Regions from separate parts of the Mus musculus genome. Here region 1 is linked to region 2. The links are chromatin loops, found by intact Hi-C in ENCODE. Cell type or tissue: left cerebral cortex. All regions are shown on one strand. Links, peaks and the distances in the headings refer to the core of each region. The heading gives the core; the rest is flanking DNA.

Region 1 (4,624 bases), core at 296-4,295, 290 kb after region 2:
TCATACCATACCAATCATATCATATCATATCATATCATATCATATCATATCATACCATACCATACCATACCACCTTCTAAAGAGTTGTATTAAATGTCCTTTGTGTGATTGTGGATTTATCTTCCTCTTCTTTTTCTAATTATCATCTAGAAGGCAAATCATTTGAAGAACAAGAAACTATGCTCAAATTAAGACATAGATAGGATAGATGGAGGATTCCAGGGTGAATTGTTGCATGGTTACTGTCTTTTTGCCCAACAGTCTCAAGTTATAACTAACACAACTAATGTCTTCTCATCCTGTGAGAAATGCCCTTTACCTGCGTCTAGCCACATTAACAGGTTTTCTGCTCTTGGGTCAGAAGCACAGTGCACCATAGACTAGCCACTGCAGTACCCGAGGCATGCAGCTCAACCAGGTTTGTGGACCTAGGGCTGACACACTTGCTTTGGCTAGCTTGCTTTCCAGGGTGCCAAGTCAGTTTATACTACTGGGTTATTTCTGGCTAGCAGCTCATCAAAAACATTTTTCTCCTGGGACATTAACTCATCTAGAGATTTTCTATTTCTCTTTACTTTCCATAGACTACATAAAACTCTTTTTTTTTTTTTTTGGTTTGAAAAAATATGTTTTATGCGCCCTAGAATTTACCATATTGTAAATAGAAAGTATAGTTTTTTTAAAATATCATTAAGCTTCATTACTTGCTAGTATCATTGCCAGAAGGCATGCGAACTCACAATGAGGAAGGACACACATTTCTTCTGTGAGGATGCAATGCAGTATAGGGAAAGTCATGTTAGTAAATGTACAGAGCTCATGGATGATGAGACAAGGGGGAAGGGACAGTTCACGTGGCCACATGACAGTCAGTCAGGGAAGGCTTCACAGAGAAAGTGACACTTAAGCTGCATCTCAAAGTAGACACTGATCAAGAAACGTGTAAAACACACACACAAAGAGAAGGAAGTTGATTTTTTCATATATATTAAATGGTCAAAGTAACTTTTGAAGTATCTTTTTTCTTTGAATTTCTAACTGGCACACTAGCCAGGACTTATAAATGAGTGAAATTTAAACTGTTCCTCCTTCCTCAGGCTTTGTCATGTGCAAAAGATGCAACTGTATATTGAAGTTTTTAAATAGACAAGCACAACTGAGTTCCATGATGAGTAGAAATAGTGCAAGAACTAACAATCACTTTGTCTACGCTTGTACGTGTTCATGCTTGTATATACATGTTTGCAGATATGTGTAGAGGTCAGGGGTCAGGAGTCAAGGTCAGGCATCTTCGTAAATTGTGCTTCGTCTTATTTTTGGAGCCATGGTGTTTAACTGAGAACCGTTTCCTTGTCTAGACTGGCTAGCAAGTGCCAGGCATCCTCTTGTCTCGACCTTCCCACGGTTCCCAGTTTTGTTTCCTGGATGCTGTGGACCCAACTACAGTTCTCATGCTTGTTCACCAAGTAATTCATTGGCTGATCAAAAGGCCCAAACCCATCAATGGTTGTTAATAAAACGATGTACTTGAGATATACCTTACCTATTTTGACTGGGCAGGGACCTCAAAAACGGTGGGAACCCCGAAATGAAGCATGGAAAGCAGGTTCTGAAATGTTAGCACACCAGGCATGGTGGTCTGTGGCGGTTGTTCTTAGTTGTCAACTTCACTACATCTGGAATTAACTACAACCCAAAATTGGGGGGGGGGCACACCCGTAGAGAATTCCTGCTTAATTTGAATTGGGGTGATCTACTTTCTAATTAATTAATTTTACATTCAAAACAAACCTCCCCCTTCCTCCCTTGCTCCCACTCCCTCCCTCTCATCTCCCTTCCTTCCATCTTCCTGTCCTTCCATTCTCCTCAGAAAATGGGAAGCCTCCCATGGATATGAACCCACATTGGTTCATCAAGTTGGGGTAGGACTAGGCACATCTTCTCCTATTGTAGTCAGTCAAAGCAGCCCAGTTAGGGGAAAGGGATACAAAGGAAGGAAACAGCCAGAGACAGCCCTTGTTCTTGCTGTTAGGAATCCTATGTGAAGACTGAGCTTCAAAATTGTTAACATATGTGCCAAGGGCCTAGGTCTGTCTCATACATGCTCTCTGTTTGGCAGCTCAGTCTCTGTGGGGCCTTATGGGTCTGGATTAGTTGATCCTATAGGTTTTCTAGTGGTGTCCTTGGCATCTGCTATTCCTTCCTCCTGTCCTTCCTTCCCTTAGCTCTGAGTAATGTTTGGCTGTGGGTCTCTGCATCTGTTTCCATCCACTGCTGGGTAAACCCTCTCAGATGACAGTTATGATAGATGCCTGTCTGCAACTACAGCAGAATGTCATTAATAGTGTCAGCGGTGGTGAGCCAGTCATTGGTTGGGCATTGTCTCCATTTCTGCTCCATCTTTATTCATGCCTGTAAATCTTGTAGTCAGGACAAATTGTGGATCTAAGGTTTTGTGGTTGGTGACCCTGAACCTCCACTGGAAATCTTTTCTGGTTACAGCAGATGGCCATTTCAAGTTCCATATCCTGTCTTAGCCAGAATCAGCCTCATAGATTCCTGGGAATTTCTATTGTTTCTAGCTCATCCCAGAGATGTCTACCCTTCTCCCCTCCCCAATTCCTGTTTTCTCTCTCCATATTCTCTCTCTGTGTCCTCCCCAGACTTGATCTCTCCTGTTCCCCTTCCCACCTCTCTCCCACCAATTTCTATTCTATTTCTACTTCTCAGGGAGCTTTAAGTGGGAAGATCTATCTCTAGTCTTTGAGGTAGAAAAACACATTCTTAATCCAGATGGAATCTGGGTCACACCTTGTGCTGGAAGTCTATGTATTATATAATGACATGAAAGAAGGGAGCTTTTATTCTTTGCCTTCTTGTTCTCACCATGATAGCAAGTCCATTCCCTCCCTAGCATTAGAGCCAACTTCTTTGATATTCCAGAGTAAATTGAAGACCAGTTGAGAGATCCAGCCTCATAAGCTGAGCAATTAACTGGATTCTTGGAATTTCCATTTATATAGCTAGCCATTGTTGGATTAGCCAGACCACAGCCTGTAAGTCATTCCTATAAAACCTCTTTGTATATATCTTAGTTTGGTATTTCGTTTCTTTCTTTTCTTTCTTTCTTTTTCTGTTAAAAGACACCATGGTGATTCTTATAAGGGAAAAGATTTGATTGGAGATGGCTTACAGTTTCAGAGGTTCAGTCCATTATCATCATGGTAGGAAGCATGGCAGTGTGCAGGCAGACATGGTGGTGAAGCCAAAAGTTCTATGTCTTGGCCAAAAGGCAGCAAGGATAAGGTTAGGATTCCACACTGGGTGGAGCTTGAGCATATTCCTATGCTCAAAGTCTGCCAAATGAAACACTTTATCCAACAAGGCCACATCTATTCCAACAGAGAAAGCTGCACCTTCAAATAGTGACGCTCCCTATCACCCAGCACCGAAACACATGAATCTATGGAGGCCAAACCTATTCTGTTACTCAAGAGAATCCTGACCAGCAAATGGCCCATGCTGTAGCCTCCCCTCCCCCGCAACACCAGGCCTTTAAACCCAGCACTTGAAGGGAGAGGCAGACAGATCTCTGTTAGTTCAAGGTCATCCTGGTTTACATACCAAGTTGGAAGGAAGGAAGGAAGGAAGGAAGGAAGGAAGGAGGGAAGGAAGGAAGGAAGGAAGGAAGGAAGGAAGGAAGGAAGAAAGGAAGGAAGGAAGAAAGAAGTCTAAGTCTGTATCTTTATTACCTTCTGGAACACTGTAGTATTTCAAAATTTGAGATTTTGTTGAGATGATGAAACCTACTAGGAAAATCCATATTATCAGCAATGGGAAGGGGTAGAACCTAATCCAACCTGGACCAAAAAGAGGCTGTTGATAAGCAGATACCAGGAGTAGAAGAGTGAAGACCATCAGGAGCCAGACCACACAGAACATCATCATTAAAGCATTACCTGAGGACCCAGAAAATGTTCCCATGCATGGTACGACATCTCTTCAAAATGCTTGTTTCTTATTTTCATTTCTTATTAAAAATAACTTGATAAGGATTAAAGTTATTGGAGTAATTAGTATAACAACTAAATGAGCTTAATTTTACTAAATTAAACTCTCCCCAGTATTAAATTTACATACCACAAAAAAAACCCAAATGCCTTAGAAATTGGTAAAATGGCATTATATTGTATTTAAAACAGCACGCCTTCCGAAGCAGAACACCAGGTGCCATTGCCATTTACTTGAAAATCATTTAACAACATTGTATATTGGGAGCACAGGTCTCCAGAGAAACCAGGAATGTTAAGTACACAGGATTGTCTGTGATTGGAAAATGTGAAAGATAAAACATTTATTCTTCGATCCGGAAAGCTGAGAATTGGAGGTGATGAACAGCCTGGAGATCTGTTATGTGTTGACCCAGGCCATATCAAGCTCCTATAACCAGGATTGGAAATGGATGGTAATCTAGATGACTCTTAGAGCCAGAGGCTTCCCTAAGCTTCGACATCCAGAAACAGAGGTGGCTCACAGCCCAGATGACCTTTGCTCTATCTGTATGGCCAAGGCCAAGCAAGAGCCTTAGGCCCGTAAGTTAGTATAGGTAGTGTATCTCTAGAAC
Region 2 (4,000 bases), core at 1-4,000:
GAAATTGCTAACTCTTCAGTAACTGTCCAGACATCTCCAGGGCTTAGTAGAAAGGCAAACTGCCCATGTCTAATTAAGCATCTTCAGGAATCACACCTTTGCAATCTGTCTCTGACTGTCTCACTGTAATGTCCGTTTAGGCATATGGATATCTTATATTCTCAATAAAATTAAGAATTCATATTTTTGCTTTTGGTATTCCCAGCTAACCCAAAAACAAACAAACAAACAAACAAACAAACAAAAAACCAAGAGCTTTAATTGGGACTCAGTAGTTGGGTGAAAAGCCACACAGTTCTCAGTAGAAGGAAAGTCTTTGCTGCTTGCTGAGAACCAAGGCTATATGCATTTATCATTGAGTCTTTTTCTGCAATTTCATTTCCTGACTTGAAAAGTATCAGATATTTACTCCTTCCTGCGTTTGAAATATCAGTTTTCAGCATCACATAAGTAACAGCATCCACAAAACATAGCAAGGAAATGTAAGGATGCACAGCTCTCTAACCTCACGCAGAGCGGATGAGGTAGTTGAATCTTTCTGTCACTTGTGATTTGTGATTAGTGATTACTGTCATGCGGCAGCCACACATTGCTCCAGTGTCCAAAATGTGTAATCAGAATTGACCTTAGGCTTACTCTAGCCCAGCTTCCAAGCCAAGCTTGGAACACTGTTTGGATCAGAATGAAGATGATTGTTTTCAACATGAAGGCATAAATTACAGTGTGAGGCAATGTTACTGTCTCTGCCCGAGGTGTGAAAGAAACCCACCAAGTGGGCAGGAATAGCATGAACTTTCCTGTGTGCAAAGCTGCATCAGAATCCAGGCTACAGGGTTTGCAAGCCAAGAGACCCTCTTGTGTCTTCCACATTTGCTTATTGGAAAAGACTGAACACAGGGACACTATAGCAGCCAGGTTCTGATGGGAGTATTGTCAACATGGAAGGCTTCCCCGGGGATGCCCAGAGCCTGGTCTGTGATCAAAACGCATGCTACTACATATGCACTATGGTAGTAATGTGATGAGCCAAAGAAGCCACTCACTTTACAACTGATAAATACACTTCAAGCTTTTGTTTTCCATATTCTAGGACTTCTATGGGAAAGATAGTTCCGACTACATCTAGCTAAATCATGACTTGCACTCCAGCAAAGCCTGACATGCCCAGAGTCAAGTAGAAAGACTAAATGGTTTCAATCTCCCATTGCAAATGAACCTCTCTGTATTTGTCATCCTTTAATCCATCTAATATGTTAGTTAACATTTACTGTGGGCCATTGTCTTTGGGCTCTTATTGCTGTGATAGAAGATCAGGGCCAAAAAGCAACTTGGGGAGGAAAGGGTTTATTTACTTCACTCTTCCAGGTAACCATCAGTTAGTGAATAAAGCAGAGCAGGAACTCAAGAAGGTTGGGAACATGGAGACAAGAACTGATGTCTAAGCCATGGAGGAGTGCTGTTGGCTGGCTTTTTTTTTTTCTTGCTTTGCTCAGCCATCCTAGGACCACCAGGACCTAGGACTACCAGTCTAGAAATGGCAGGGTACACATCAAGCATCAATCAAGAAACTGTCCCATGACCCAATCCAGGGGAGGAATTTTCTCAACTGAGGCTCCCTTTTCCCAATTTATTCCAGCTTGTGTCAGATTTACATCCAACTAGGCAGCACACCCATACAGATGTCAAGATCATCAAGGGGATCTAGACTCAGTGTCACCCACACACACACATGCACACACACACTGTCAGTCCTGTGTCAGTTCTGGCTGACATGACACTTATCATGGACTCCTATGATTTATCTCTTCAGAGCTGAGCTGCACTACTCTGAGGCTATCACTCAGGCAGCTGACATCACCACACCAGCCAGTTATCCTGTTTCAAAGTCAATTAGTTATAAGACATCAACCACAGAGCTGAGAGAACTCTACATTTAGGTATTGAAGATTCTAAATTCATCCCATAGATGGGCCTCAGTAAGAAACAGTATCATGTTCCATCTGGGAACTCACATGGTAGAAAAAGAGTACTGACTTCCAAGGTTTTCTGTTTATCTCAACATATGCACCATGGCATGCATGAGTGTGTACGCACTCTCACACAAACACATTCCGATGCAAAAAATAAATAATAATAATCAATGTAAAAATAAATTTAAAAAGAAAAATGGCAAATTCTAGTATGGTTTCAATCCAGTTGTGAGGCATCTGACTGGAATCCTGTTTCATGTGGCCACTAGGGGGCATTTAGTCCTCAACTATATTCTGTGAAGGTCAAGAATGGTATTGGCCACCATCAGGATGCATTAGATGTAAGGTTATGGGCAGAGACTCTGATAAGCTTAGATGACAGGACATCAGATTGATTCAGATAACGGGGTGAACAGGGAGAATGTGAGCACCACGAGCAAAGGTCTGCCACCCTCAGAACTCTCCAGCAATTGAAGAAAGGATGTAATCCTTCCTCTGACACTGCATACAAAGCTAAGCTAAACCCCTCCATCTTCATCATTGCTAACCATCAAGTCAGTCTAAGGAGGATTTTATTTTTATAATTATTCTAGCAATAAGAAAACCAAAGTCAAAGAGCTTCTCACCTAAAATGTATCTCACCTGGATAGGAACCAAAGCCTTTGAATTCAGTCAGGCTCCACCACTCCACTCAGCTCTGTGGGAAGTACTACTCCTGCATCGGCCTTTCCTCAGCTCCTCATTGCCCTTTCCTCCACAACTCCCCGAATCCTCACATTACCCTGTGTGTGTGTGTGTGTGTGTGTGTGTGTGTGTGTGTGTGTGTGCGTGTGCGCGTGCACGCGCGCGCACACATGTGAATACCATGAAAAAAATTAGCCAGCCATTCAATGTTTTCAAAGTTATATTTAATGAGACAAGATTAAACTTAATTGAACACACCTGCTGCATGTTTTATTATAGCATCAATACTTGTAGCATCAATACTTTAGATTATATCCAATAACGCCGCAGACAATACATGCTGTATAAATTCATAAATAAATTGACAAAATAAACTTTTAGGAAGAGCGCAGAAATCAATAAAATTACTTTTTCCATCTGAAAATTTCCTCAGATGGGGAGGACCTGTGTGGACGATTTGCACAGCTTCTGCCCATCAAACCCTGAGGAGAAGAAGCCTGGATTTGCTTTCAGAGCTCTTTGTGCCTGCAAATCTAATTTCAAACACTAAAGCAAGTCCAGCCCACCGAACTTCCCAGCACTCCTGAAGGATGGCTTGCACTTCACTGACATAGCAAACCAGTCACTTGATTAGAGCTTTAGTCACTGGGTGCTCCCATTGGGGCAGGTCTCAGCTCCACACTTACTCAAAGCTAGGATGCCTCAGCCTGAAATGTGCTGCTTATATAGAGAGAAAGCTGGTCTCCACAGTAGCCCAATGGACAGAAAATTACCATCTGCCTTTGGTGCCACCACTGTGCTTGCCCACTCACCATGTGCACAGTGGACCATTCCTGGCTGTCACTGATGAGTCTAACTGCACACACCACAGGCGGAGCTTTGTGTAAAGGAAGGGGAATGTAGAGAGATTTAAACTGAAAGGGTAACATCGAGTTTCAGTGTGGAGAGCCTGAGTCCTTTTACTGTTTTGACTTGCCTGCAAATGATCATTAGACTTTAAATATAATCAAAACATTCTGTACCAACAATAGAAAATAGGGAGCAAGGATGATGCCATGGGCTTCTGATTTCGGCTACTTGGGAAATTAGAAAGGAGATTGACAAGTTCAAGACCCATTTGTGTTATACCATCAGTTCAGTCCATCTGGGGAAACTCAATGATTCCCTGTATCAAAATGAAAAGAAAAAATGGGGACTGTGGATGTGCTCAGCACTAGAATGTTTACTGGTATCCTTAAGGTCCCAAATTCACTCCAAAATTTAGAAAGCAGGAGAGGAGGTTGAGGAGGAGGAAGACAAAGTTAGCTCATTACCTGGTGGAGAAATGAAAGAATTCTTGAAGTATA

The links. Hi-C counts contacts between places; a loop is a spot of excess contacts. Peaks named below come from ENCODE experiments on the same cell type or tissue, not always from the same donor. Only the 100,000 strongest peaks of a DNase experiment are listed, where the experiment ranks them.
Region 1: it touches region 2 in a loop (1.8-fold over the local background); 2 of 42 quality-filtered maps call a loop at or near these places.

The regions. Positions count from the first base shown.
Region 1 is chr9:24,403,163-24,407,786 of GRCm38, forward strand. No RefSeq gene overlaps it. Among named protein-coding and RNA genes, the nearest start is that of Dpy19l1, 98 kb to the right of the region's middle. In left cerebral cortex, for the core only: no CTCF peak of the experiment used is centred there; a DNase peak (open chromatin) is centred at 2,786.
Region 2 is chr9:24,117,375-24,121,374 of GRCm38, forward strand. The region is part of intron 2 of Npsr1 (neuropeptide S receptor 1); the gene reads left to right. Among named protein-coding and RNA genes, the nearest start is that of Npsr1, 21 kb to the left of the region's middle. In left cerebral cortex, for the core only: a CTCF peak has its summit at 2,227 (motif pointing right); a DNase peak (open chromatin) is centred at 2,245.